Regions from separate parts of the Homo sapiens genome. Here region 2 is linked to region 1. A link is an interaction called in ENCODE POLR2A ChIA-PET data of the cell type or tissue named here. Cell type or tissue: K562. All regions are shown on one strand. Each heading gives the region's core, and the rest is flanking DNA. Links, peaks and the distances in the headings are about the cores only.

Region 1 (15,422 bases), core at 4,151-12,150:
AACCTCATTTATTCACTCATGTAATGAACAGTGAGCATCTCTCTGCATAGGTACTGTATTAGTCGCTAGGGATACTGATGCCAAAAAGAGCATTCATAAAAAACAAGGCTGCACAGATGCAAACAGTATTTTCTATCATTTATTAAGCCATCACCTTCTATCATTCAGAAACACGCAGAAGCTAGAAGCCGCAAGGCAGTGTTAATATTCTAAGTAACACTTTCCATGAAGGTGAAGAATTGCTGAAGGATGTAAAAATTTTAGGTCATTTCAATTTCAATTAATTTGCCACAGTATTTCTAGGACTAATGAAAGTTTTTGAGGAGGTGGTAATGCACCAGGACCAAGATGCCTCTCTGAATCCTCCATTTTAGAGGGACAGTATCAGGGGATCTATATGAAAGTCAAAAAAACTATTCTTGCTTCTGTGGTAAACATATTGTTTCCCTGTCTGCAAGTTGGCTATTCCATGCAATCATTTACAATTCATGGCTCTGAGTAGCATAAAGATTCCCTATAACTAAATTAGAAATCACCTGCCCAACCACATGGAAAGCATCTCTTTTTCATTTGGGCTTTCCCCAAATGGTGCACAAAGCTTACGGTTCTGCTGTTCTGTGGGTGTTCTGAGGGCAGGGTAGGCAAGCATCTACACAAAAAATCAAACCAGAATCTTTCAAATTCAAATTAAATGCTGGAGGAGCAGCAGACCTAAGAGAAACACCTAGATGGGTTTTTTTTTTTTCTATTTAAAAATATAAGATAACCATAATGTCTCTCTGAACGAAAAGCTGTGCTTCAAGAATGGTTCTCCCAGAAATGAACACTGACTCACAAGGTACCAGATGGGGTTGGTATAGAGCTTTTCATTCTTGAGTCAGGCTGTCAAGGTAATTGGCAGAGAGCAATGCCGACATTTTATTGAAAGTAGAAGTTGTTGCTATTGTTTATGTGTCCAATAGAGTTCGTCCTGAGGGAATTTAAATGATGGTGCTACATTTCTTGATCTCTTCCTCCAAGAACATTACTTTCAGAAGACTGGAAGGTATAGGTAACACTGCAATTTGTCTCCCTCATGTATTTACCCCCGAGTTAACTCAAAATCCCAGAACTTTAAAACAGGAAGAAACATTAAATACATGATTAGATGAATATCATCTAATCCACTCCCCTTGCTATTTTATCAGTTAAGGAATCAAAGACCTAGAGAGATCTGGCAATTGCCCAAGGTCACTTAACAAAGTTGATGTTGACGCTAAGACTTAGAACCCTAATGTTTTTGGTCTTCATCCGTCACAGCATATCAATGGTCATTAGTTTTCGTATCAGTATCTTTTTGACAAAGAAGGGTAAAAAAATAAAGTCTGTGATCTAAAGTAGATAATTCCTCATTTAACACCAGAGCTATGCATTGCAGGACCCAAATGTTGAGGCCTATAGATTTGTACAACAGCTTGAACAGCATAAACACAGCAGGAAGTAGGACATCAAATAAACAACTGTATGCCAGTGGGGTTGTTCCAGAACCAAAGCTGTCACATCTTCACTCTGGGCTGGGATTTTCCAGGTCTGGGCACTCTGAATACCTATCCTTCTCATATTAGCTGTCCACCACCTGAGACATATTATGGGACCTTCTCATTTTTGCCTAACTGGTCAGAGGGACTGCCACCATTGATGTGAAGTATTGTTTATGGACTGGAAAAAGCAACATCTTCTTCAGCCAAAGCTGAAGTCGCCATGAAAGACTTATTTCACCATTAATACTTAATCTTTTTAATCAGTTTAGGTTGTATTTATTTCTGTGATTTTTATTATGAAAATATATTTATGCAGAGGTTTACAAATGGGATATTTATATGTAGACTGCTAGAAGCCATCATTTATCTACAAAATGCTATAATACAGTGTCCAATTTGTCATTTAAAAAGACTGGGCATTTTCACAAGGATGTCACTATTTCTAAGACCTAGGCCCTAGAGATAGTTATTTATTATTTGCTGGCACTTTAGAACTAAGCAGAACAGCAGAATCTCTTATTTTAGAGCCTCAAAAAAACTTCAGGGATCATTTAATTAATCTTTCCATTCTCTCCAGCCTAGTTTCTGGATAAGACAATGGAAACCGAGAGAAGGAAAGTGACAGGCTAAAGGTACCATTGCCAATGAGAAGAACTGAGCTCTAGTTCTAGTCTTCTTCCATGTGGCAACGTGATCTTCAGGCAGCCCCTTACCTTCCAAATGCAGCCCTCATTTTAACTATTAGAAATAGGCAACATCCTATTGATAATGAGAGTTATGGTGGGAAGATTACTATCAAGAAAAGTAAGAGCTTGAAGAGGAAGCTCTTGAGAGGTAAAAGCATTTCAGACACTCCCCATTAAAGATTTCTATTTAAGAGAGACAGATTTATCCCCACTTAAAATCAATGGCTCTAAGTAGCATAAAGTTTGGTTTCATTATCTAACCCTCAAAATTGAAATAATTGTGGATAAGATAGTTACTATTTATTGGGGCGTAGGGACTACACAAAGAGATCTAAATACATGCCATTCATTGATGTGCACATTCACTCATTTATTCATTCAACAAGCATTTATTGAACATCTACAATATGCCAGCCAGAGTTTTAGACAATGGAATGCTATGGTGAACAAGACCAGGTTCCTGACCTCTTAGAATTTATATTCTAGTGGGGGAGATAGATAATAAACAAGTAGACAATTAAAATAGACTGCCAATTTATGCGAATGTTATCTCTGTTCCTTCTGAAAACTCACAAAAATGACAGCAAAGGCACAAACTCACGAGGACAAAGAATGCAGGAGAGAAGATGACAGGAAATGAAAAGGTTATCAGCAGACCACTTGAAGTCAACAAACTGTTGTAAGCTGGAAGACAGAAGGACATGAGGGAACTGGCTCAGAAGACCTGAGAAAGGTGGTGTGTGTGCCCATAGCAAGGGAAAACATGGCAATTTATGTGGTAGAACTTCCATGAAGCTCAGGACTTGGAGAGCAGGTACCTCTGAAGGCAGGGGTGCAGGGAGGGGCTGGAAATTGGTGGTTTGGGGAACCTGGTGCTAAGCCATTCATAGACAACCTGTTTTTGCATTGGGTTTCACGTGCAGAAAAAAAAATAGGTTTGTTAGAATTTATGTTTAAGGTACAGAGAGATCCTCAGATTCTCCCTTCTACCCTGCTCAGCAAGGCAACTGTCATCTTAGCACCTTACTCCTAACAGGCCCTAGGACCCTCGCAGTAAGGCTTATATCCCTCAGGAGGAGGCTGGTAATGGGTTTCTTTAATGGTAATGGGCTAGTCCATGAGAAAAGAATTGCAGATGGTGATATATGTGAGTCCCACAAAAACAGCCAGGTTAGGTTCCTATCTGATCTCTCTGTGGTGAAATCTACACACATAAGGTTCTAGGTCCCTTCCTCTTAAATAAAAGGAAAGTAAGAATCAACAGATAACTGAGGAATGCTTCTTATTTGAGACAGAGTCCAACACAAACAGAAGAGAAAAAACTCCAAGAAACACAGGCAATATTGGGAGCAGAAGAGAACTCCAAAAATCAAATGTGATATCTTCAGAGACATTAGAAAAGATTTGGCAGCTATGAAACAAGAACAGAATGCAATACAAAAAGGAACCTTAAAAAGACAAAAAAGAACTCTCGGAATTTGAAAATATGATAGCAGAGATCTAAAATTACATAGTATGTTTGAAAGATCAAGTTATATGAATCACCTGGTGAGTAGAACAGAAAGATTAAAAGTAAAACAAAATAGGAGAAGAAACATTAAGGAGATTAGAAGATCAATAGAGAGGAGCTATTATCTAATCTGAAATTCTTTAAAGAGCGAGGAAGAAAATTAATGAGAGGAAATTATTTTGAAAATTCAAGAAAATTTTCTAGAGCTGCAGAAGCAAATATTTTAGACTAGGAAAGCTAGACTGAGGGTAACTAACACAGATGGGAGTAGGAGAATAGAAGGATGTCTTCAAGAAAAAGACTGTATGTAAACCCAGAGAGGACTTTCACAACCGCTTATGGGTGGCACTTAGTACTCCTTTTTAAGTTGATGAAATCAAGGCCAAGAGAGGTTAAGCTATTTCTCCAAGGTCACACAGGTAGTAATCAGTGGAACTGGGACTCAAACCCAGGTCAGTCTCACGCCACCATGTGTGCTCTGAACCACAGCTTGATATTGCCCAAGACCGTTCTGGACTTTGATTCTGCCATTCAGTATACTAGCAACCCTGCCAGATCTGTGCCATGAACACATGTTCTGGAATGAAACAGTGTGTCACAAAGAAGGGAATGTTGAGAAATAAGGGGTCATTTGTCCTAATTCTCCCTTCAATCCTAGAAACCAGGCCGCCTCCATTGCTAGATTTGGGAGTTGTGGATCAGAGCTGGAACAATTTGGGAAAGTCAGACTCAACTTTGAATGATAGGACTTGAAGAAAAGCAAACTTCTCCAGCACCAAAGGAAGCCTTCAAGTCTACTCTGTCACGGGCTTAGGGCTGTGATTCCCAATGGGACCCTCATGACCGTCATGGACCCATTTTAGACTTGGCAGTGGGGTCTACACAATTGTGTAGACTTGGCAGTGGGGTTCTTTAAGTTGAAGATAAATCTGGGTGTCAAGCAGGTTGCCTTTCCTCTAGAGTTCTGATAGCCCAGCCAAAGCCCCATTCAAATCCTTGTCAGTCTGGAGGATTCCAAAAGGCTGAGTCTAAGCTGGCTGTTCTACAAGAAGGAAGGGGAATGGGGAAAGGCGTTCCTTTGAACCCTTCTTTCCCAAAGTCAGGATTCTTTTTTTTCTTTTTTTTTTTTTGAGATGGAGTTTCGCTCTGTCACCCAGGCTAGAGTGCAATGGTATGATCTCAGCTTACTGCAACCTCTGCCTCCTGGGTTCAAGCGATTCTCCTGCTTCAGCCTTCCAAGTAGCTGGGATTACAGGTGCCCGCCACACGCCCAGCTGATTTTTGTAGTTTTAGTACAGATGGGGTTTCACCATGTTGGCCAGGCTGGTCTCAAACCCCTGAACTCAGGTGATCTGCCTGCCTTGGCCTCCCAAAGTGCTGGGATTACAGGCGTAAGCTACTGTGCCTGGCCCAAAGTCAGGATTCTTAAGGGAACTCTCCAGGACATGCTTCGTTTCTCTCAGTCTGTGTCATTTAGGGTGGCAGAATGGTCTCACAGGGTTAACATCTCTGGAAGTAAACCATTTACCCAATATGATGTAGTGGAGTTAGAAAAAACAACAACAACAACAACAACAAAAAACCCAAAAAAACTAGCCTGCAGGCAAAAGCAATCTGGGTCAAAGAGTTTCAGCAGGCCTTTTACTAAGAGTCACACTATTTTGAGAGTACAGCTCTTGAGTGTATAAAGCTTCTTGCTCCTAAGCCATTGCTGGGGCAGCCAAAAACACAAAGCCCTGGTTAAGGAGAGGAACATATCCTTTCTTTCTTGGCCACTTTGTGGCTATTCTTCCAGTAGTGAAGCCTCAAGAAGTAAACATGAAATCTTTCCTTGCTCTGTTCTTTAAGAAAAAGCATTCATTCCTTGTGTTGACCTTTCTAAAAAGTTTGTTTATGCAACTGCAAAAGAGTGGAAGGCAGCTCACACGCAGACATGCAGACGTGAATGGAGAGATGGTCACGAGTGTGACCCCAGCTCTATCCCAGTTGAGTGCTTAAAGAGCTTTTCTCTGGGCAACTGCTTCTCTAGCACCCCATAATTAGCCTGGTCTCTGAATTGCATATAGATTGAGTGGCTGGGGGAAGAGGAGCAAGAGAATAGCTCTAGAAGCAAATAAAAATTATGCAGCTGTCTCTAGCAAGAAAAAGAGAGAATCACCAACAGAAAATTGGGAAAGAACTGTGACCATACACAGCTTTAAATTCTCTTTCACAAATCTCATAGATTGAGCAAAAAAAAAAAAAAAAACCTTCAAGCAACATATTTGCTTGCAAGACATCTCCTTTTTCTGAGTATTGACAATACTCATTCCTGAACAACAGCGAGGTCTGCAAAGATGCTTACCTTGAATTTAGGATCTGTAGTTCAGATCCACTTTCAGGGACTGCCTAGCCTCAATCACGTTGTCAGTCTCATACCCAAAGTAGAGACACTCTTGGGCATCAAGGACTCTCAGACTTTGAACTTTAGCCACAATATTTTGAGATTCCAGGTGAATTTAGAGCTACATTGCCAAAAGTAAACAAATCTATAAATGTGGTCATTTTTACCCAGAGATGTCATTATGGACTTTTAGATTAATACTTGGATGTAACATTGTGTTGGGGTATTAACATTATGCTGCTAAATCTAGCAGAATGAATAACAACATCATAGGCATGAAAAAAATTTCTTTCTTTTTTTTTTTTTTTTGAGACAGGGTCTTGCTCTGTAGTCCAGGCTGGAGTGCAGTGGTGCAATCATAGCTCACTGCAGCTCAAATTCCTGGGCTCAAGCGATCCTTCTGCCTCAGCCTCCCAAGGAGCTGGGACCACAGGTGTAAGCCATCACACCTGGCTAATTTTTTATTTTTTTGTAGAGATAGGGGTCTAGCTATGTTGCCCAGGCTGGTCTTGAACTCCTGCACTCAGGCAATCCTCCCCGCTCGGCCTCCCAAAATGTTGGGATGACAGGTGTGGGCCATTGCCAAAATAATTTCTTGAATAATGATGAACATATGTGAACAACACCCTTTCTCACAATGTAGCTCCCTAAGGCCTCATGACTACACCCAAATTCTCCCAACTTTGCAAGCATGCTGCAGTCTTGAGCATTCTCCCAACACATGCATTGGATGCAGACCCAGGGCAATATTCTGGCCAAATCATCATGTCAATGTCTCTCCTCAGCAAGTTCTCTAACTCCTGATGTATCTGGGAAGCCTACATCCTCTGCATTTAGAAGCACCACTGAGAGGGGCATTGTAGCTGCCACCTGCCCTGCCCCGCAACTTCATATAAATGTGACTTGTTAAAAACAACACAAGCCACTTAAATAATCCAAACATACAATCAGAGAAGAAGAAAAAAACATGAATACTTAATACTTAAATAATCCCAACATACAATCAGAGAAGACTGTTAGACACATTGCCAAAAAAATCATCTACAGAAATCTTTTCAGTATTTGTTTTCAATACTTTATATTCACTTTGTTAGAGACCCTCAGGAACTGAGGACCTTACCCCCATTTAAGAGTTCCGGCAAATGAAGACTAACGAGCAACTAAGAAAATTCATATCCTGAATCATAGTTTTACTCAATGGGAAAATAATTTGATTTAAAAAAAGGTTGCTTCAACAACTTTTTGGAAATATACCCACTGTGTAAAATGAGACACCTCTGTAATATGTGTTTTGTCTCCTATGTTTCACCTGGGTACTAACAAGAGATACAGAGAGTATATTCAATTTCTTAATACTATGTACCCTCTCGTCAGCCCTTGTCTTCTGAGAAAGTTTAATTTCTAGGCTCTGTAGGACAGTGTTGGGTGCTCTACCTATCGATCGAGGCCTCTCAAGAACCTGGAGCTGAGGAATACATGTCTGACTTTGTTTTGACTTGGGTATAGCAAAAGTTGTTTGTTTTTTAACCGAAAATGGGTAGTTTTTGAGACAGGGCAAAAGCTGAGTGTCCCTGCTTCCACTGTGAAAATATTTGACTTATTGGTACTTGAATAAGACCAGTAACATGCTAAATATTTATCAGATCTCTTAAAACAAAGAGCCTTCGAATAGTCCACTTTTCTTCCAAAAGAATCTGTCTTGATGAAACCACAATCATCAAGCAAGAATGGCTTTCAAGTGGCCTGTGATTCAGGTGCCAAGCAACAGAACTTGGTGATCCTCTGATTTTTTTTTCTTTAGAATCCACATTTATAACTGTAGCATGCTCCTGAAGTTTCATCATCACCATGACCTTAAACCAGTATTATTTTTGCCAATTTTCTTTTCTTTCTATATGGCAGAGACTAAGGAACTCATGATACTGTGTTTCCTATTAATAAACTCTAATACGTTTCTAAATTATCAGATCACCCCTTATTTAGCATTATTATTCCAGGCTGAATCATTTTGCTTTTTATTTTAGGCTATCTTCTTTTTCCCCTCTTTCTTCACTAATATCCTCATGTATTTCTCATTTTATATATTTTTAATAGGTAATACATGACATTAATATGGTGCTTACTTCAAAGAGCAGGATGATAAATAATTCCCCCACCCTGTCCACCAGACTTCCCTTCACACTCCAGGTAGCAGTTACTGATTTTTTCACATTCTTTTTTAAAATTAGGGGGACCAAAACCGTATTAGATTTTTCACGTAGTATGTAGTTAATGCTGAATACAGCAGGAGGCTCTCTTCCTGGCTTTGTCACATCCCACTTCTCCTAGACATTTCACTCTCCTCCCCCACCCAGCCCAAAATGAGTACTATCGACTCATCAGCAGCACTCTCTGAGTTGAAGATTCTACTTTGGAAGCAAAGAATAAAAGTGCTAAGAAGGAGCCTTAGGGGTCATCCAACCCCAAACTTTCATAAAGAAGTGAGAATCCCCGTGAGTTTAAGATCACACTCTGAGTTGGAAGTGAATTCACTATGGCAATTTTTTTTTTCTTTCAAATACTCTGCCCTCTTGGGACTGGTCACACTTCCCTGGCCTGAATGTGTGTACAGAGCCTCATTTGTTCCTATTAAATCCTATTCTGTTACTTAAGGATAATTTTTAAAAGTGTGAATAATATTCTTATAATTATTACTAATTTAAAAAACTATTCCTATTCATAATGGATCCCAAAGAAGCAACATCAACACAATTTTACCTTACTCTTTATTATTTTAAAATCTGGTCCACTTTAAAGTATTTAGTAATATATATCACTAGAACAATCCTTAAGGGAATAATGGTATTTGTGGAAGGCTGGCTCTTTGTAGAACTGATTCAAAGTATCTTGATTTCAATTTAGCATAATGGGATAGCTTTGTCATAGGGCTTCCCCAGAGATCCTATTCCATCATAGTTTACTGCAGAGGCTGGGCTTGTGGAAGAAGCACCCTTACTATTACCAGCAGTAATAACGACAACAATAAGGGCTATCCTACTGGCAAGTGCTTTACACACATTTCTCATTTAATCCTCACAACCACCCTTAAATGCTCTCTTAACTCATCTTCACTTAACCAACTTTCTGGACCAACCACTACTCTCCATTCCCTTTAAACTACTTACTGATGCTCATGGCTTACTGACTCCCCTAGCACTGTAATTTACTTGTGCCCTTCTGCTCCCACCAGCTGACTTGTAGGTGTACCAAGGGTCAAACAGGTTGTTCCCAAGCCTGTTTATGCCAGTTGTACTTACTGTAAATATGTAATTTTAAAACACATCACAGAAACAATGACACACAAGTTATAAAGTTAACTGCAAAAAAACTTAAATGCTTTAGAAATATTCATTATTTTTGCTTAAAAATCTACTGTTGAATTCAGTGTGAGTGAGAAAACTATAAGCTAAATTGTAAAAAGAAAAACTAGAATCTAGAGAGTCTATGCTCTGATGTTTTTGCAAATGCCTTTAAATTCCTGCTCCATTTTAAAGAAATCAAAGACAGTAACGTATTAAGGGTATGATTTATGCAGGAAAGACATAGAGCAACCTGTCAGGTACCCTCTTCTTAGAGAAAAGGCTATCATGCTATACGAAAGGCTGAAAATGGATATAGATATTTATGTTTTAAGATAAAATTATACATTTAAAGTCTTATTTGTTATGATTCCCTTCTTTAAACAGCTAGTACAATGAATGCATCAACTACCTATCTGGATCAAGTCAATGAAGAAGCCTTCTACTGAAATTTATTCTCATTTTATAGATGAGGAAAGGAGGCTTAGAGGTCAAGTAACTTGTCCATAACTATACCTCTAGTTATTGGAAAAACTGGACTTTAAAACCAACTTGTCTGACTTCAAAGTTGTTCTTAATCAAGACTGCCTCATTGTTTATGTACCAACTTGAATCTCTCAAACACTATTCACAGCCTTATAATTAATTCCCTTTATATAGCAATGTCTTACTGTGCAAAGCAGAAGACTAAAGCATAAAGTAATCCATTATAAATCTTTTAGCTCCATATGGGTTTTGCTGGGCTTTTCCAAAAGGATGCATCTCAGAAAGGCTGGCTGTGAAACAAATCTCTAAAGCAAACCCTGTGCTCCCATTGGCTTCACTGTCTAGCTCTAGCCATGGAATTTGTCTGTGGAAATGGTCCAAAGTTTTAGCAAGGAATGACTACCCTGGAGTATGTTGGGAGTTTTAGCCTTCCTCCAACCCACAAAAATCCTTTATAGCATTTTCCAGATTTTGGAGCCCCCTGCTCACCTGGCTTCCTCATCTCCACACCCTGCTCTTAACTGACTGATACCTGAGATTTCCTGAGAATGTATTTTACCTAATAGAATGTTGAGAGCTGGGGTGGGGATGGGAGATGGCCGGAATGAGATTTAGTGTTTAACAGTTAGAAAATATACCCTAGATTGACAATAGTTGATGGCACTAACATTTACCCTCACCTCGGTACCTAAGACCGTGAAATTCAAAGGTTTAATTTTTTGAAATTAAAGATATCAAAGATATGTGTAAGCTACAGTCATGAGACATCTTTCTTTAGTGTAGCCTGAGTTTACTCGGGAAATCTTAAAAGAAAAAAAAATCAGTAAATGCAAATTTAAAAGTTTTCCTGTCTGTTTGTAGAACAGCTATAGTTAGTCTATGACTCTAAATCTTGTGAAATAACAGAAATCATAAGACTACAGGGCTCAAAAAGGGTCTTACAGAAGCCATCCTGTTCATCTCCCCTTTCCTCCTCCCCTCTTCCAGGCTAGTCCAACTTAAGCCATTTATTCCAGCCAGAATCCATCCTATTTTTAAAGTCTGGTGGGGAATGAGAACACAACTGTCTTCCTCTGTAGCTCATCTAGTGTTTAATAACCCTCACTGTCACTGAAGTCTAAAAAAATCTTCCTGGATGGGGGATGGAGAGCACAGCCTCATGACCCAAGGTGCATGCAGCCCATGGAGGTCTCTGGCTTTTTCCAGGCAGAGGGATCTCCAACACATGATCAACTAGCAGGCTTCTCGCCCACTACAGCATTTTTCTGATCATTCCTCCCCAAGCCTTGGAAAACAGACACTAGGCATGATGAGGAAAAACACAGTCCGGTAAAAACCCTGGACTCTTGGAAACAGGAGAAGGATCAGCCGGTGGCAACATCGAGTCCTCTGAGATATCACTGAGTCATGTTTACAATGTAGTATGTATTAGGAAGGCCAGTGCCATACTAAAAAAAGTTTCCCCCAAAGGGGAAGGAAGCTAAAGCTAAAAATATACCATGCCAGCTGTTATAAATGCTTCTCAAAGAAAGCAAACCAACTCTTTCATTAGTTACCTCTTTGAAGAGCAAATGAGGGGTTAAGGAAATAATGGAATTTTTCAGTTACATGCCAGGTTGGCTAGATTTTTGGGAGGAAGAAATTTTCCACCGAGAAAGAAAGTCTGCTGGTAAAAGGCAAAATAATTCCATGAAAGATTTCAAAGGAACTCCAGACTACAACAGTGGCTCCAAAGGCTTTGGGTGGGGATGACCTGCAGCCTGCAAGATAGAATCAGGGTCCCCAGGCTTCACCCTTCCTTTTTAGGTTCCAAGAGGCCATTTGCAAAGGCCTCTTTCCTTGCCAGACCCATCTAGAGCTGAGCTGCCTGGTGTCTCTCCCTCTCTTGAATATCTGTGTTCTGATGGTTCTCACAGGCTGACTGAAATGCACTTGAAGCGGTTTGTGGCCTTGTGAAAAAAGGTGAAGGGCAAAAGGAAGAGGAAGGACTTCATGAGCAAAACAAGTACCTTTGAAATCGCTGACTCTTGCCGCATTAGGGGCTGAGAGAAATGGAGGTTTTTTTCCCGTAGCAGATCAGGGGCTCCTAAGGGAGCCACTTTCCCTGAGATTCACTCCTACTCGTCCTCCACTTTGCTTGCAGAAGTTGTTTAGTTTCAGATGTTGGCTCTATGAGGCCTAGCAGCCATCCTTTCCATAAATGCAAGGACTTCCTCTACCCCTCAGGAAGACCAAGAACAAGGACCAAACCAATGTCCTCCCCCGAACCCCTCCAAAATCCAGGCACTGAATATCCCAAGTAATTTTTGTTTTTTAACTTTTAATTTTGACGTAATTATAGATTTACAAGAAATTGCAGAAATACTACCCAGAGACGTCTCATGTACCCATCACCCAGCTTCCCCCAAGGTGACATCTTACGTATCAATAGTGCATTATCAAAATCAGAAGCTTGACATTAATGCAATACAACTAACTAGACTACAGGCCTTATTCAGATCTCAGCTGTTTTTACGATCACTAGTTTTTTTGGGTATACATTTGTAACTATGGCAGTTCATCACATGTATAAATTCATGTAACTATCTCTATAATCAAGGTATGTTTTTAAAAGTCTGTTAGTATTGAAACTGATTTGGTCAAATAAGTCAAAAAGGAGCAAGAGTAACAATAAATGTCACTAAGGTGATTATGACAGAAGGCTAAATGATCAATATTATCACCAAATATTTAGTGAATTCCTAGGGACATTTTCTTGTTTATTTTGGAAATTCATTATTTTCATGAACATGTGCCTAGTGAGCTCAGGAATTTATTAAGTCCCTACTGTTCAGCAAACATTTATGGCAGGGTGGGCAGACAAGCTTCAGCTCACATGCCATCTCTTATTGAATTATAGTGGTTGCCTAGAGGGGCATATTGAGGATGATTCAGAGGCCACATCTGGGCTTAGCAAGAGACGGCCATCGTCCAACAAGGTGCTCTGCCACTGCAGCTGAATCTGTGCCAGGAATTTGACATTTCCAAAATTTCTGTGACTTTTTGAGCCACACATTATCCCAGGTGCTGGGAAATACGGATAAAGAAGATACAACCCCTATCCCCAAGGAGCTCACAGTCGGGAAGGATAGGTGAACATGGCGACCAAAAACTGACACAAAATGCTAAGAGCTGACACCGAGTTGTGTGGATCGGTGCAAAGACTGCTCCCTGCTTCAGAGAGTCACAGAGATGGGGCAATTCAGGCAGGGTCTCATACCTGTGGGCTGTGGAGACCACGGAAGCTGGAGGGTCTGTATGGGGCCAAATCCAGGGTCAGAGAAAAGCAAGAGTCTACTAGCTACTCATTCAAATTCTGAGGATAGGATTAGGAGGGAGAGGCAAGTAATAACATCGATTTCCAGGGGCCTCACTGCCTAGGTTCACATCCCAGCTGAACTACTTAGTAGGTCTGTGATGTTGGTCACATTACCTAACCTTTCTGTGCTCCAGTTCCCTTAGCTGTTAAATGGGGATAACAATAATACCCACCATCATGAGGTTATGAGGATTCAATGAGTTAATATTTATGTAAAGGGTTTTAAACAGTACCCAATATATAGTAAACACTATGTAGGTGTGTGCTATCATTGTTAATTTACTTTTTATCTTCTATGGTACCAAACACATCATTTTTATCATCAGAAAAAAATCAAGATTAATAAAATAAATACTAAGATTCCACAATGTGCCATGAATCTGTAGAAGTGGACAGATTAAATGGAGCATTTTGGCATAATTTAGGTATCCAAAGTTTCTGAGTTCTTACCTCATGTTGGGCTAACAAAGGCCAGCATGCTTTCAAATCCAAATGTCAATAATGCAAAGAAAAGTCAAGTGTTGCAATTATTTGAATAAAAACAAGTTTCATTTGTAGCTGTAGCACAGAGATTTCTTCCAGGTCCAGGTCCACCAGGGAAGAACAGACAAGGGTCAGAAAGGCAGTTTGGGGCAACTGAGGTAGCACTGACAACCACACAGGGGAATTCTGTAGGCTCTTAAGAAAGCCAGGAAATACTTATTCTTTGCCTGAATGGTTTACTTTTCTTCTATAACAGACCTTAGACAGGAAGCAAACCTAGAGATGCTAATCCGGGTTCTATCTGCCTATATTTGGAATTAATTGCTCTTGATGGGTGAAACAAAGTTGACCAAGCCTTGTGTAAGGTTTGTCACAGCCAATACCTTGATCCTGTCTGGTCCTACAGGCTCGTGGTGAAGAACACACACATTCTTGTTCTTAGTCAGCATACCCTTGAGTGGCCTTACTAGAACAAGGTGCTAAAAAAATACATTCTTCTCTTTCTTTTGAAGTGCTCTGATGTCATCCAAAAGGCTGCATAACAGATTTTTCAACCTATCCCAACCCACTCTTCCCTTATCTCATGGTAGAAAAGGTCCTTGAGATGTCACTTGACTTAACCTCTGCAACCAATAAAAGATACTCTTGCCTCTCGATGAATGAAAATACGTAGATTCTCATTAGATTAGGACTTAGGTTTTGGCTCCTACTCATCCTTATTCTAATCCTGTCCTTCAAAACTCTGTGTAACTATAGCACCTATTTTTTTCTTTTCTTCTGTTTTTTGTTTGTTTGTTTGTTTGTTTTTGAGACAGAGGCTTATTCTGTCACCCAGACTGAAGTGCAGTGGTGTGATCTCGGGTCACTGCAACCTCTACCTCCCAGGCTCAAGTGATCCTCCCTCCTCAGCTTCCTGAGTAGATGGGACTATAGACACACACCACCACACCCGGCTAATTTTTGTATTTTTTATAGAGATGTGGTTTCACCACGTTGCCCAGGCTGGTCTGGAACTCCTGAGCTTATGCGATCTGCCTGCCTGGGTCTCCCAAAGTGCTGGGATTACAGTGAGCCACTGCATCCGGCCTCTATCACCTATTTTTAATGCCTTCTAAACATCACTTTTCTCCATCTCAGTGCTCCAACATCTCAACATAAACATACATCCAAAATCTAGCATGTGGCCAGTTTGTCTCCCTCTTACCTCCAATCTCTTTGGAGTCATTAACTTTTTTCATCCCTTAATTACCTACCATGTGCTAAGTGCTCTCAGTTTTACCTCTGTTATCCCTCTTTGATAAATCCAGTGGTCAATCCTTGGTCTTCATCTCATTAACCTATCTGTAACATTTTACTCAGTTGATCACTCTTCTCTCCTGGAAACATTTTCTTCATGTGCTTTGTAAGGCACACACACTTGAGTTTTCTCCAACCTCAAGGGTTTCTCCTTAGTTTCTTTTACTACTTCCCCTGCTTTTCTCCAGCTTTCAGGTTGAGGTGCCCAGGCCTGGGGGCCTTGGCCTTCTTTATCTACAGTCTCTGCCTTTTCTCTCTGCCAGTCTCTGGCAATTTCATTTAGTCCTAGCATTAAATACCACCCATGTGCTGCTAACTCCCAAATGTCTATTTTAGACCACTTCTCTCTCCCAAACTGCACA
Region 2 (15,422 bases), core at 2,598-10,597, 220 kb after region 1:
AAGCCTGCTCCAACTGAGCTGACACTGATGATTAATGTGGTATTTAGTCTGTGGCCCAAAGCTTAGGACATTCATCTAGAACAGTGATTCTCAACTCGGAGTGTTCCTCCCTACCACTTCAACATTTGGCAATGTCTGGAGACATTTTTGTTTGTCACAACTAGGAAGTTGCTACTGGCCTCTAGTGGGTAGAGGCCAGGAATGCTGCTAAACATCCTACAATGCACAGTGCAGCCTACTCACAACAAAAAATGTATCCAATTATCCAATGTCAATATTGCTGAGGTTGAGAAACCCTGGTACAGAAAATTCTATTGGCCCTGGGCACTTCGCACCAAATCACTGTTTCCACCTTGGTCCAGGCCATGTCTTTTCCGGGGTTACCACAGTAGCCTCCTGAATAGTGTCCTTCTTCTGTCTCTGCTCTCCACAGTCTAGTCTTTTTCTTTTTAAAAAATACTTATTTAAGGCCGGGCATAGTGGCTCATGCCTGTAATCACAGCCCTTTGGGAGGCCGAGGTGGGCAGATCACGAGGTCAGGAGTTCGAGACCAGCCAGGACAATATGGTGAAACCCCGTCTCTACTAAAAATACAAAAATTATCCGGGAATGGTGGTGTGTGCCTGTGATCCCAGCTACTCAGCAGGCTGAGGCAGGAGAATCATTTGAACCCGGGAGGTAGAGGTTGCAGTGAACTGAGATCGCATCACTGCACTCCAGCCTGGGTGACAGAGCAAGACTCCGTCTAAAAAAAAAAAAAAAAAAGAAAAAAAGAAAGAAAAAAACTTATTTAAAATTTAATTTAATTTTTTATTTATATACAGTAATGTTCACCATGTTTAGTGTACAGATCTATGAGTTTTCACAGATGTATAGAGGTCATGTAACTGTAATCACAATCAAGATACAGAAGGGCAGCTCAGTTTTCAAAGTCTCTACTTTGCTTTCTGAGTCAGCTTCTTTGATTCAGCCTGCTTAGGTCAGAGTCAGACAGTAAAGGAGAAAAAAAAGAACTAGAAAATTTGGGTGTCATTCTAGTCATTCTACAAGTTTTGACTTCCTGTGGTGCAAGCCCTGAAGTTAGGATCTAATATTATGTGCTGTCTTGACATCTGGTGAAATTGGGAAAGGCTTAACCTCAAGTTCCTTTCTCCACTCCGCTCCCATGGATAAAGTCCCCTAGCCAAACAGCCCTCCTTATCAGGAGTACCAGGCACGGTGTCTGCTTATCCCTGAGTAGTGGGTTTCAGTTCCCTGCCAGCCCACAGGATTATTTAAACAAGCCCATCACTTCCTACTGCAGGAACCAAAGAGCTGTAGAGGAGGGAAAAATAGCTTCCCTTTACCCTTCTAGGTTCTTTGGCTGGCCTCAAATTAAATTGACATGCAACAGATTAACAAGAGAAAAGCCATAATTAATAATGGATGTACGCATGAGAATCCCACAAAATATGAGACTCGAAGAAGAGTCAGATGATTGAAGCTTATATAGCATCCTGAGCTACAGAAAGGAACAGTGACTCGGGGCTTCTGAGGGGTGATAATGATATAAGTTATGGAAAAGCGAGGAGAGGAAATTTTGCTGAATAAATGTTGTCTTGTTATACAGATAAAAAGTCCCTTGGGTAAAAAAAGTTGTCTTAAAGCAGCCTTCAAAAACATAGGTGATAGTCTGTCTGGGCATGGGTCAACCTCTAGTCTCCTCCACTGCAATCCAAGTTCATCTTCCCTGGTTGATATGGTTAATAAGATTCCCAGAAAGGGGATTCTTGACAATCGAATTCCTTTTGGAGGATTCATCTTCAGGCAGATTGGAGGATGCTTCGAGAAAGCCTCTGCCTGCAACTCTTGTTCCCCACGTGTCCTCAGTTCAAAGTAATCTGCATACCAAAGCATCATATTTGGGGGTGGCATTCCCTGAACTCCTTTGGAGTATCCCACCCTCTTGAGTATCCCACTCACTACAAAGCCTGGTTCCACAGCTCCTGATTGTTCATTCCGTTCCCAAGTGCAGCACCCTTGGGCCATGCTGTGTCCTCTTCCCCTTTGCTGGAAGTATATAAGACCAATAAACTGCTGTTGATCTCACCTGTCCAGTGTCAGGTGGGGTGTGTTCAGCCATCCCCATAACCCTAGGGTGGACAAAGTCCTTGTGATCACTTAAGGAGGCTCTACGTGATCCAGCCCTCCAATCCCAATATGACCTCATGTCCTCCTACAACTCACCCCCAGCTCATTCTGCTCCAGTCATTTGACTATCTTCTTGTTCCCTAAAACAACATACACGCTTCTGTCTTATGGCCTTGGCAGTGCAGTTCCCTCTGCATAGGATGTTCCTCCAGATATCCACATGGCTAATTCCCACAGTTTCAAAATCTCTCTCTCTCTCTTTTTTTTTTTTTTTTTTTTCGAGACATGGTCTTTCTCTGTCACTCAGGCTGGAGTGCAGTGGCACAGTCTTGGCTTACTGCAAGCAGCCTCGACCTCCTGGGGTCAAGCAGTCCTCCCACCTCAGCCTTCTGAGTAGCTGGAACTACAGCCACACACCACCATGCTGAGATAATTTTGTTCGTTTTTTTTGTAGAGACAGAGTCTAACAATGTTGCCCAGGCTGATCTCAAACACCTGGACTCAAGGGATCCTGCTGCCTTGGCCTCCCTAAGTGCTGGGATTACAGGCATGAGCCATCGCACCCAGTCCCCCCTTTTTTATTCTCAGTTTCAAATATTTGCTCAGACATGACCTTCCTGGTGAGGACTACAACTATCCTATTTAAAATAGCAAATCCCTCCTTCTTTGCACTCCCAACCTCCCTTTTCCTATTTTTTCTCCCATAGCACTAATCACCTTCTAACATACAATATTGCTTACTACGCTCTTGTCTGTCACTTCCTCATTTCCACTAGAATGTTACTTCCAGGAGAAAAGGGCTTTGGACCTTAGCATCCAGGAAGGATACATAATAGGCCCTCAAAAACTATTTGTTGGCTGGGCACGGTGGCTCATGCCTGCAATCCCAGCACTTTGGGAGGCCAAGGCAGGTGGATCACTTGGGCTCACAAGTTCGAGACCAGCCTGAGCAACATGGTGAAACCCTGTCTCTACTAAAAATACAAAAAAATTAGCTGGGAGTGGTGGCATATGCCTATAATCTCAGCTACTCAGGAGGCTGAGGTGGGAGGATCACTTGAGTCTAGGAGGCGAAGGTTGCAGTGAGCTGAGATCACGCCACTGCACTCCAGCCTGGGCAACAAAGCCAGACCTTGTCTCAAAACAAAACAAAAACAAAACAAAGCAAAACAAAACAAAACAAAAAAACTATTTGTTGAACTAATGAATGTGTGGGAATATGTAAAGAAAATTGTGAAAAGAAAATAAAATTTCAGGACTTTCCAAATTTATTATGCCAAAAAGAAAAGCTCAGCCCTGGAAACTGAGTCACATAACACAGCTGTTTTTCTTCTTTAGTGCGTGACTGTTGCTTCCTGACCTTTGTGTTGAGTTGTTATACATTGACCAGAATCCCTATTCTTCATTCAAACCTAGACTAAATGACGTTGGAGATAGACACCTTTGTGATTTTTACCTCTTTCCAATAGAATGTGAAGGAACCCCTTTAGAGAGTAATCAGTAGTAGCCAATCAAATCTTATGTCTGTATGTTACCCTTTTTATGGAACATGTTATAATTCTGTTCAGCATGTCAATTTTTGCCTAGGCAAACAATCTTCACTTTCCCCACATAGGAGAACTACTCACCATTCTTCGGTGTCTGTGTGCCCATGGACAGTCTGTTACCCTCATACCTTGCACTCGAATAAACTCTTAACTGGATCCTGATCTTTTACATTATTTTAGGTTGACAATACAAACATACCAGCAAGGCTGCTAATTCAGAGAATGAAGAACTTAGAAAAGTTCAAGCCGGAAATGATTAATCTAATTCTGATCTTTCCCCAGTTTTTAATTAGAATACTCCTTTTCTTTCTACCCTGATCTTGTCTTACGTCAAATCTTTTCGTGAGATAAAGCACATTTTGGTGAACTCGACATGGCTTAATACTGATGGATTCTTGTGTTTGTTACAGAGGTGAGCTAGGGCTATTTCCATGGCAGAAAAGTGCTGGAAAACATTCTGGAACTTGCTCCTTACCCTACAATAACCCAAGCCAGAATGGCATTCCCAAACCTCATTGTAAATAAAAATATGTTTTTCTGATTAAATATATTCTATAGACTGAGTGCAAATAGTCTATATTCATTTCACTCCTCTCATATACTAAATCACATTTTCATCAATTTGGCCTCATTGTGAATACATCAGTCTCTGCAGCCTGTTTTGGGTCTGTATGAGACCAGCCATTTTATAGCTTATACTGTTTGGAAAACTTCTGTTTTTTTTTTGAGACGGAGTCTTGCTCTGTCCCCCAGGCTGGAGTGCAGTGGCGCAATCTCGGCTCACTGCAAGCTCCGCCTCCCGGGTTCATGCCATTTTCCTGCCTTAGTCTCCACAGTAGCGGAGACTACAGGCACCTGCCACTGCGCCTGGCTAATTTTTTGTATTTTTAGTAGAGATGGGGTTTCACCGTGTTAGCCAGGATGGTCTTGATCTCCTGACCTCGTGATCCGCCTGCCTCGGCCTCCCAAAGTGCTGGGATTACAGGTGTGAGCCACCGTGCCTGGCCTGGAAAACATTAAAAAAAAAACAAAAACAGAAGGAAAAGGGTGTTTGAGCCAAGAGGAAACTTCCCCTTTGCCCTCTGAAGTTTTGCTGAAAAATCAACTGACAAAAGGCAAATTAATTGGAGATAGGCTATATAAATGTATTTAATATTGCCTAATAAAAAAGCCCCACCAGCTCTTTTCAGAGGTTGAGTCAGGGAATTCTCTGTCTGTCTCGTGCTGCCTCCATTATGCCTGGACATAAACTCCAATGAAGCCTTGTCTGGGGAAACTATTTTGGCCTCATGTCAATTCCTACTGCATTGAGAGCCCCAAAACTCGTGGTCAGTAACATATTCTTTGGGGACTCATCCAAGATCACAGGACGTGGAGAGCCTTTCTCTATCTGAGAGGGTGACTTGTGAGGTGACGGGACTGCTGGAAAAGATCCCTTTATGGCTGACAAGCAGCTGCCTGAAGTTTTGATTCAGTGTCACCGCAATGGGTGAGTCTTTCTCCAGCCTCCTGGAACTCCTCACCTTCCCCACACAGACGATGCCTTTCTCCCTTCCCTTTCCTCCCTCTGTCTCCTTTCCTCTTCCTATCTTTTCTGTCACTCAGGGCGCTTTGCCTCTCCTCTCCTAATCCTTACTGGTTTGGGTTGCTTGAATAGACATCTATGAGGGACGGGTTGAAACAGCCTCCCTAGTTTACTGGTCTGGGTCACCTGAATAGCCACCCATGCAGGAAGGATGAAAACAGTTGACTATCCAGGTCTGATTAACTCAGCCGGCATTGGGACAGGTCACATCCCTCCCTGGCCTAAGTTGTTGTTGGCTCAAATCCCAAGAAAAAAATTCTCTCTCTCTCTTTTCCTCTCTCCCTCTCTGGCACCCTGAACTTTGATCCTGTAACTATTTGAAACCCCTCATTATGTCACTTCCCTAGGCCTGTAATCTTTTAGAGTTTCTGTCTGTACAAATGTATAGTCCTGTCGGTTTGGGGAGACTGCCTGAGACACAGTGCTGGGGACGCCCATCTAGTCTTCAGGAAGGCACCAGGGATGCCTGGGTGCGACTGCCAGTATTGGTTCTCTGCATAACAGGAAAAGTTCAGAGTTCAAATGGTTAACCTGCAACTATAGAGATAAGTAAACTTAACTTCATAAATTTAAATTTGAGAGGCTTTCGCCTATGGTTCCATAAAACAGAAAAGATGATTTTCTTTTGTAGGCATCTTGGCCCCCACAGGTATGGCACAGAGAGCAGGGTCACCTGAGCCATTCAGAGAAAGATAACCCAAACCTCTGGCATGCCTGTAAAAGGGTAAGGATTACTTACTAGCCAGGCTTCTGGCCTCCCTCTCTCTGTGCAAACCAGTTAAGTGAATAGTGAAAATCATTGTTTGTCTCCTCTGCAAGGTTTTAATTAATGGGAACAGGGATTTGTGTGACAAGTTTTAGATTGTAGTGAATCTGGTGTACTTTGAGCTGTGAATTTGTCTTTCTATGTAATTCTATCAAGGAGAAGCATACCACAGGATAGAACGCAGGCTTAGGACTTATAAAAGCCTGCTGCTTTCAGCAGCCTGGCAAACTGGTTAGTTACAAACTTTGCTGTGGATCCCTGAACAAAAAGTGGATGAGGTTTCCCTCTCATCTTGTTTTATGTCCTTAGGAGCATGACCTTGTTACCATATGGGGATACTCTCTCGTGGTCTCTTCCATCCAGAGGGCAGGAATTATCAGGTTCATATCAGGAGGCCAGTCTGAAAGGACCAGGAGGTTGAGATGAGTCAGCACACTCTTGGTCCGAAGGTGTCAAGGCCTGGGGTGAGTTTTGTCTTAAGATGTCCCATCCCTATGGGGCTTTTGTCATCTTTTGCTATTTTAAGCTCATTTCTGAGAGTTAATTCTTGGGGACCATGAAGATGCCTCCTTTACCATCTCTCTAGAAATACCTTTAGCTTATATAGTTAAAAAAAAAAAAAAAACAAAACCTGAAAGATTACCATCTGGGCTCTAAAAGGCTTTTGAATTGAGTGTCTATCAGAACTGAGTACACCATTAAGAGAAAAAGAACTTTAGAGATCGCGTATTCTTAACAATTTTTCAAAAAGATTTAAATTAAAAGAAGAATGTATAATAATGTCATGATTAGCCTTAAAAATCATGTCAAGCAGTGGCCAGGCGTGGTGGCTTGTGCCTGTAATCCTAGCACTTTGGAAGGCCGAGGGGGACGGATCATGAGGTCAGGAGATTGAGACCATCCTGACTAACACGGTGAAACCCCGTCTCTACTAAAAAATACAAAAATATTAGCTGGGCGTGGTGGCGGGCGCCTGTAGTCCCAACTACTTGGGAGGCTGAGGCTGAGGCGAAAATGGCGTGAACCCAGGAGGCGGAGCTTGCAGTGAGCCAAGATCGCACCACTGGACTCTAGCCTGGGGGACAGAGCAAGACTCTCTCCCAAAAAAAAAAAAAAAAAAAAAAAAAAAAATTGTGTCAAGCAGTTAAAATCCTGTGTAGGCTTGAAAATGACTGCTCTAGTCTCCTTCAGAGAAGAGCATGGTAACAACCCCATGCGTTAGCTCAGTAGCTAGGGCTTTCCCCCTTCACTAGGGGCTGCCTGGGTTCATATTCCCAGGGAATTAATCTTTTCTGGTTTGTTATTTGTGTGATCTTTGCTATTTATTGATTCTTTTCCCCTCCATAAACAACTTCTGACTTTCTGTCTTGAATTTTCCTTTCTCTAAGCTACCTTTGGGGAGATTCTAAATCATGTAAAAACCACTTGACATCTCTTTGAAGACACCTCATACACTCGTGGTTAAGTCATAGCTTTAGTTAAGGCTTATTGGTTTCACTAGGGAAAATACCTTTGCAGGGACTGGAGAAGGGGGAGTAGGGGGTGGGGGACATATACATATATATGAAAGGTTTAAAAGACAGAGGTGACCGGGCATGGTGGCTCATGCCTGTAATCCCAGCACTTTGGGAGGCCGAGGTGGGTGGATCACTTGAGGCCAGGAGTTCCAGACCAGCCTGACCAACATGGCGAAACCCCATCTCTACAAAAATACAAAAACTTAGCTGGGCGTGGTGACGTGCACCTATAATCCCAGCTACTCAGAAACTGAGGCAGGAGAATCGCTTGAGCCCAGGAGGCAGAGATTGCAGTGAACCAAGATCACGCCACTGCACTCCAGCCTGGGCAACAGAGTGAGAGACTCCTTCTCAAAAAGTATACTTATATTTTAAAATCTTTTGTTATCTGGGACAAACAGCTGACACCTCTGGCTTTTTTTTTTTTTTTTTTTGAGACAGAGTCTCACTCTGTCACCCAGGCCGGAGTGCAATGGCATGATCTCGGCTCACTGCAACCTAAGCCTCCAAGGTTCAAGTGATTCTTCTGCCTCATTTTCCTAAGTAGCTGGGACTAAAGGTGCATGCCACCATGTCCAGCTAATTTTTGTATTTTTAGTAGAGACAGGGTGTTACCATGTTGGCCAGGCTGGTCTCCAACTCCTGGGCTCAAGTGATCTGCCCGCCTGGGCTTCCCAAAGTGCTGGGATTACAGGCATCAGCCACCACATCTAGCCAAGTTTTTTGTTTTGTTTTGTTTTTAAGAGTTCTATGGTTAAAAGTCAACTAATTTTATAAGGCTTTTAGGCTTTTTTCTCTTCTTAGGTCTTGTTTTTTGGGGGAAAAAAAGTGTTTTTTTCCTTCTCAGTTGACTGAATCATTTCTCCATTTACTTCTGTCTTCTTGCCACCCTGTACGTCCACAAGAGATGACCTAAGGTAATTTCTGACAGCCTGGGACTTCTTGGGAGAAACATGGGAGGTGCCACCGACCCTGTTTTGGGAGAAAATTTTGTTGTCCTCGTGGAACCCCAAGAATTGTAAGCAGACAGTTTCCTTTTAAAATCGAAGGCTTTGCTCTGTTTTGCATTGTGTTACCTGACCTGTTTTACTTTTGGGGACATCAAAAATTATTTTGCTTTGTGAGAAAACTTTTAGCTTTTGTATGTAATAGCTAGGTAGGAAATACACTTTTAGGGATGGCTAATGACAGTTGCTTACAGTGAACAGTTATTATTACAAGGTAATACTCCTTTCTTTGCACATTTAGATGAGAAAAACAGGCTCTTGTGCACCTGGAAAGTATGAAATGTGAGATGGGCTGATTACAGAGCTCGCTGATAGGCATTTGGTTATCCAGCAGCTTCAGAAAATGTCCTTACAATGAAATACACTGTGGGCCGGGCACGGTGGCTCAGGCCTGTAATCCCAACACTTTGGGAGGCCGAGGTGGGCGGATCACTTGAGGTCAGGAGTTGACCAGCCTAGCCAACATGGTGAAACCCCGCCTCTACTAAAAATACAAAAAAATTAGCCGAGCATGGTGGCATGAGCCTGTAATCCCAGTTACTAGGGAGGCTGAGGCAGGAGAACCACTTGAACCTGGGAGGTGGAGGTTGCAGTGAGCCAAGACTGCGCCGCTGCACTCCAGCCTGGGCAACAGAGGGAGATTTTGTCTCAAAACAAACAAACAAACAAAACAAAACAAAACAAAACAAAAAACAATGAAATACATTGTGAAAGCATTACACTGTCGCATCCTGTAGTGGTTTCTTCTTTTTGAGAACCTAAAATTTGGTATAAAAATGAGCTCCTTGGCTTCTGGGGTTCTGTTCTGCCTTTCATCTGTGCCCTAATAGGTCTAAGACCTATTAGGTCTTAGAAACTGCATGCTTTCTGGGCCCTGTTCCTTAAAAGGCTCCACTCTAAATCCAGTAATCCAACTTTAAAAATTTACATCTTTAAGGAAATCTTGATGTGTAAGAATGTCTGCTTTTCCTGGCCATCTTAACTTTTAGTCAGGCCATTTTTTCTTGGTTTGAGTAAAATGTGAATTCTGTATCTTGTTTACCTGAGTTGTCTTTTGAAAAATGCAAATTTAGAGTTGCCTAGCTGACAACTGTTTAAGGCAGAAAACAGGTAATCAAGACACTGATAGTCTAAAATGGGAAAGAAAAACTTACCTGGCAAATGAAAAATGTATAACCCTACCAGACCTGCTTCTGCCTGTCTGTGTCTGTGCTTATATGCAGTGTGTGTAATGTTTATATAAAAGAGCTCTCATCAATTGGCTTGAAGAAAATTCAGTGCTTAAATAAAATATTTGGTCAAAAAAAAGCTTTAATGGATTTTAGTCCACATTATTTTAGTAATCTTTGGTACAGTTTTACAAATTATTAATAAAACATCTTCAAAATTTAGGTATTTGATCTAAATTAGGCAGGTCAGATACTGTCTTTACTAGATGCTTTAAAGTCATGATACTGTCTTTACTAGATGTTTAAAGTCATGAACTCCTCTCGCTACAGGTAGTTAGACAGGCATGGGTGGGGCAGGAGAGGGCTCTCCCCCACCCACTAGGAACTTGGAGTGATGGTTTGACAATTATCACATTGCCTCTTAAAAGTGATAAATTGGGAGCTGATGCCAGGGAGAGACTATTTCCTAATGGTCCCCACCTGTTCCACTAAAGTGTTAACCGAATGCGGGTGCCAGGGAGAAACAACTTCCTAGGCACGCCCATTAAGAGACAGAATGGCGGCCAGGCACGGTAGCTCACGCCTGTAATCCCAGCTACTCGGGAGGCTGAGGCAGAAGAATCATTTGAACCAGGCAGTCGGAGGTTGCAGTGACCTGAGATGGCGCCACTGCACTTCTGCCTGGCGACAGAGCCAGACTCCATCTCAAAAAAAAAAAAAAAAAAAGAGACAAAATGTTAAGAGTATTACTTTGGGAGGAGGGGGGACTCCCCCGGAAAAGGGAAGAAAGCCTCAGATGGGCATGTACACAACATCCTAAGCAAACCGTGTGTGCGCACTTCCCAGGGGTAAGGGGGACACTGTGGGTGTAGGCAGCCCACCCTAAGGGAAGAATCGTGGGAAAGGAGCCAGCCTGTAAAGGCCCTAGGATCAAGGTTGAACACTGCTTGGCCTTCTTCCAAGTTGTACCTACCTTCTTTTCTTTTCTTTCCTCACTGTTCTAAAGCTTTTTAATAAAATTTCACTCCTGCTCTGAAACTTGCCTCGGTTTCTACTTCTGTCTCTGCCCCTCAGTCGAATTCTTTCTTCTGGTCTTGGCCTCCCAAAGTGCTGGAACTACAGGCTTGAGCCACCTCACTTGGTCTGTTATTTTGTTTTGATCCTTTTCAAAAGGCAGTTTATAATCAGCTATAAGACTGGATACTCTTAAATATAGTTCTCTGATCACTTTGGAGAGTGGGTCATTAGAATAGAGGGAAAAACTTCCAGGGCTCTCTTGGAGAGCTAAGGTGTCAAATATCAAGAGCAGAAGTTAATTACGTGGACTGAACTAATAAAAGATTAAAACAATCATTTTATGACTTTTTGCTTGAACTGTTGCTGATCCTTTTGATTTTTGGAGTCAAGAAAACTTTTTTTTTCTTTTGAGCTTTTTACGGCTTTTAACAATTGAGTAAGGTATAATCCTGTGAACAAAAATTGAAGCATATTTCTTTTTTTTTTTTTTTTTTTGAGATGGAGTATCGCTCTGTCACCCAGGCTGGAGTGCAGTGGCACAATCTCTGCTCACTGCAAGCCCCACCTCCCAGGTTCACACCATTCTCCTGCCTCAGCCTCCCCAGTAGCTGGGACTATGGGTGCCTGCCACCACGCCCGAGCATATTTCTTTCTATCTGACTTCTCCAGAATTTGGAAACTATTCCTGAGTATTCTTAACTTATGGCAATACAGTTATTTGCATAATTATTTGCATAATTGCAATAAGAATCTGTTTCTTTGATAACAGAACACAATTGGAAACACTGGTTATTTTACCAAGGCTTTCACTGAAATGACATGCTTTCAAATATAAATAGACTAGGGAATCAAAGTTGACTTATAGAGCCCATAAGAGTCCTTTAGGAAAACTGGCCTCATAGTCTATGCAGTCCCTATACAGAGTTCCCAATCTGTGGTATGTACAGAATGTCACTTTCTTTTTATTTTTTATTATATTTATTTATTTTGAGACAGGGTCTTACTCTGTCACCCAGTCACTGCAACCTCCACCTCCCAGGCTTATGCAATTCTCCCACTTCAGCCTCCTGAGTATCTGGGACCACAGGTGCACACCACCATGCCCCACTATTTTTTTGTAATTTTTGTAGAGACAGGGTTTCACCATGTTGCCCATGCTGGTCTCGAATTCCTGGGCTCAAGTGATCTGCCCGCCTTGGCCTCCCAAAGTGCTGGGATTACAAGTGTGAGCCACTGCACTCATCCAAGAATGTCACTTTCTAACAGGCCCAGAAGCTCCAAGTTATCCTGGGATGTCCAGAGGAGAGGAATTCACCCAGTTTATACAGGTATTTGCAGCCCAGCCTGCTCAAGGCTTTAAAAAGTCTCATCTGAGATTCCTTATGGAAAAAGTTCCAACAAAGCCAATTTAAAAGATAATTATTCTTGCTGCACTTTATACACATAATAAGGCCAAGTATAATAAAACTAAAACTTATTTTACAAATTGGTCCTACCTTGATTCGTCTCTGATAAAAATGAGAGACTGGAGAGAGAAATATTATAATACACCTGCTGGTAGACTCTAGTCTTGTCTGTTGTGTTTGAGTATTTTTAAAATATTATTTTCTGCTGGGTGTGGTGGCTCATGCGTCTAATCCCAGCACTTTGGGAGGCTGAGGTGGGCAGATCACTAAGGTCAGGAGTTCAAGATCAACCTGGCCAACATGGTGAAACCCCTTCTCTACTAAAAATACAAAAAAAATTAGACAGGTATGGTGGCATACACCTGTAGTCCCAGCTACTTGGGAGGCTGAGGCATGAGAGTCGCTTGAACATGGGAAGTGGAGGCTGCAGTGAACTGAGATCAAGCCACTGCACTCCAGTCTGGGCGACAGAGTGAGACTCTGTCTCAAAAAATAAATAAAAATAAAATATTATTTTCTACAATTTGGATTTGATCTTAAAACCTTTCTGGGCTACAAGTCTCCAAAATAATGTTTTCAAATTTTTCTCCCATTTTTCTGACTTATACTCAATAGAATTCCTACTACCTTTTTTTCTGAGGCCCTGCAAGCTGAAGCTTATTTCTTGTGATACAAGCAAGAAGAACATGTCACATTGCCACTGCCTTCCTCCTCTGTAACTAAAGATGCTTTGAGTCTAACATCTGGATAGATTATACCAACCATTAACGTTTGTTTTTCTTCTGTTTCCATAGAAATGCCTCTTATTAAAAGTCTGTTGCCTTATATTTCAGACAACAGGAGACTATTCACTTAGATTCCAAATGGCATCTAATCTCTTCCTACAATCATTATTAAACTGAGCTTAAGCATTTTATTAGTTATCACTGGGTGCTATTTGGCTTTTAAAATAATTATTTGTTATATTCAATAGGGGTACAGTTGTTAAAGTTTATGTCTTCCAGGCTTCAACTATTCCAAGTCCCTTCAAGTCTGTAGAACAGTCGGTGAGAGATTTCCATGCCCCCCGGGGTTAAGCAGGGATGACAACCCTGTTCAGCAGGAAGTAGCTTTAGAAGATAAGATCTTTGGCCCTTTCTCCTTAAGAATAAGGAAGGTAAAATCTTATAAGGGGAAATGAAAAACAGTAGAAATGGGGCTTGGCTTCAGCTCACCCACACTAGAGCATTTTTTTCATGCATTTCCACTCATGACAAACCCACACCACTACCTTACTGCTAATAGTCCTTTTATTTAAAGAATTCCAATGACTGGCCTTAGGAGATAACCAAGGTTGAGAGTGTCCCACCTTGGAGAGGAATGTTGAACAATTGATTCACAGCCTTGTTGCCGCAAACCAGACCATTGGGTGGCCCATTACTCAAGACAACCCTGGCAAACAGATAATGCTGACCTGCATAAACTACCCCTAATTTGTTGTGCTCTTTTAGGAGAGTCAGTCAGGGAATTCTCTCATTCTCTTATGCTGCCTCCCTTATGCTCCGGCATAAGCTCCAATGAAGCCTTGCCTGGAGAAACTCTTTTGGCCTCAGGTCAATTTGCATTGAGAGACCAAGAACCCATGGTCATAACAAAATGAGGTACTGCCCCAGGCAGTTTGTTTTATTGAAGGTACCTGTTGAATCCTAGAGCCTAAACTTTACTTCTCCCAAACCACTTTCTTCATGCATTCAAAACTGGACTTGTTCCACTAAGTCTGCATCTGGTACAGAGACTTCTTGATGTTTACTTAGGCAGTGGCCCATAAGAGTGCTCATTGAAACACCAATCATCATTCATTCATACTTCAATAAATAACTTGTATGGAGAAAAGAGGCTGGGCATGGTGGCTGACGCCTGTGATCCCAGCGCTTTGGGAGGCACACAGGAAGACTGTTTGTGGCCAGGAGTTCAAGACCAGCTTGGGCAATATAGGGAGACTCTATCTCTACAAAAAAATTTAAAAATTAGCCGGGTGTGTGGTGGCACACGGCTGTAGTCCCAGCTACTGGGGAGGCTGAGGTAGGAGGATTGCTTGAACCCAGGAGTTTGAGGCTGCTGTGAGCTATAATCGTGCTACTGCATTCCAGCCTGGGCAACAGAGCGAGACGAGAGAGAGAGAGAAGAAATGTGTGTGTGTGAGAGAAGAGAGAAGAAATGTGTGTGTGTGTGAGAGAGAAGAAATGTGTGTAAGAGAGAGAGGGAAAGGGGGAGGGAGAGAGAGAGAAAGAGAGAGAGAGAGAGAGAGAGATTGATTAACCAAGTCCTGGAAGGCAGCCGTGGTCAGAAGTGGGGTTCTGGAGAGGGTGGGAGGAAAGGAGGTGTGCCTAGATTTGAGGGAGATCAAATTTGGAAGGTAGGCTGCGGTCAGTACACACATTTACCATTGAAAACATTGATGTCACCATTAACATGCTCTCAGAGCTTGAAGACTGCGAAAAAGGTCCGGAGAACTGGCATGACTTTTAAGTATGCACCTTGGGTTTGTTTCTCACTTGCAGCCAGGCAGAGCGTCCTCCTCTAGAGGGAGCAGGGAAAAGAAAAAAAAAAAAAAAAAAAAAAAAAAAAAAATCAGGCGATCGCATTCTGTCTAATTTTGAGCCGCGCCTTTTGCCGTCCGCCATCACGTGCCGGCCCGCTGAGGCCGCGTTGATAGGTGGGGGCGACTGGGCCAGGCGCCGGGGCAGGAAGGGAGGCGGCCGCCGTGCCATTCTTAAAGGCGCCCGAGTGTAGGCGACAGGCCGCTGACGGCCGGAAGGAAAATGGTGAGTTGCCGCTGGGAGGGCGGGGGCCGGAGGGCTGGGCGAGCCGGCCAGCCGGGTTTTCCCGGTTTCCGGAGCCGGCGGCGGCGGGCAGCGCCCAGGAGGGCTCGGCGGCCGCTTCCGCTCCCAGCAGCTGGCCAGTGCCCATAGCTAGAGTACTTGGCCTCTGCCGCCGCCACCACGCCTCAGGGCAGCATCTTCCAGCTGGGCCCGGGGTGGACCCGCCCAGCGGGCCATGGGACTAGGGTGCGGCCACGAGCAGGGGGGTTGGGGAGGCCCCACGCCAGGTCCTTCTGGTTGGAGGGCTTCAGCTTCTGAGCTGTAGGTTGGAGGGAAAGGGGTCTGCCCCATCGGAGGGCTCCCTCAATTCCTGCTTTCCCTGCCAGGGCCGTGGCCAGGTTCCAGGGGTTGGTGGGCCCCGAGCATCTTCCACCTGGCGGCGTTTTGGGGGAGGACTCGAATTCCGATTGAATTCTC

Evidence for each region. ChIA-PET counts read pairs that join two places held together with the same protein. Peaks named below come from ENCODE experiments on the same cell type or tissue, not always from the same donor. Only the 100,000 strongest peaks of a DNase experiment are listed, where the experiment ranks them.
Region 2: POLR2A ChIA-PET joins it to region 1 with 5 read pairs; 4 of 35 experiments call an interaction of 5 or more read pairs at or near these places.

The regions. Positions count from the first base shown.
Region 1 is chr14:54,708,427-54,723,848 of GRCh38, reverse strand. The region is part of intron 3 of SAMD4A (sterile alpha motif domain containing 4A); the gene reads right to left. Among named protein-coding and RNA genes, the nearest start is that of SAMD4A-AS1, 28 kb to the right of the region's middle. RefSeq lists a silencer at 14,212-14,261. In K562, for the core only: a CTCF peak has its summit at 8,384; a DNase peak (open chromatin) is centred at 8,433.
Region 2 is chr14:54,488,451-54,503,872 of GRCh38, reverse strand. GMFB (glia maturation factor beta) reads left to right here and starts at 14,893. Exons shown (of 7, transcript NM_004124.3): 1 at 14,893-14,948. The coding sequence starts at 14,946. RefSeq lists a silencer at 14,811-15,210. In K562, for the core only: no CTCF peak of the experiment used is centred there; a DNase peak (open chromatin) is centred at 6,462.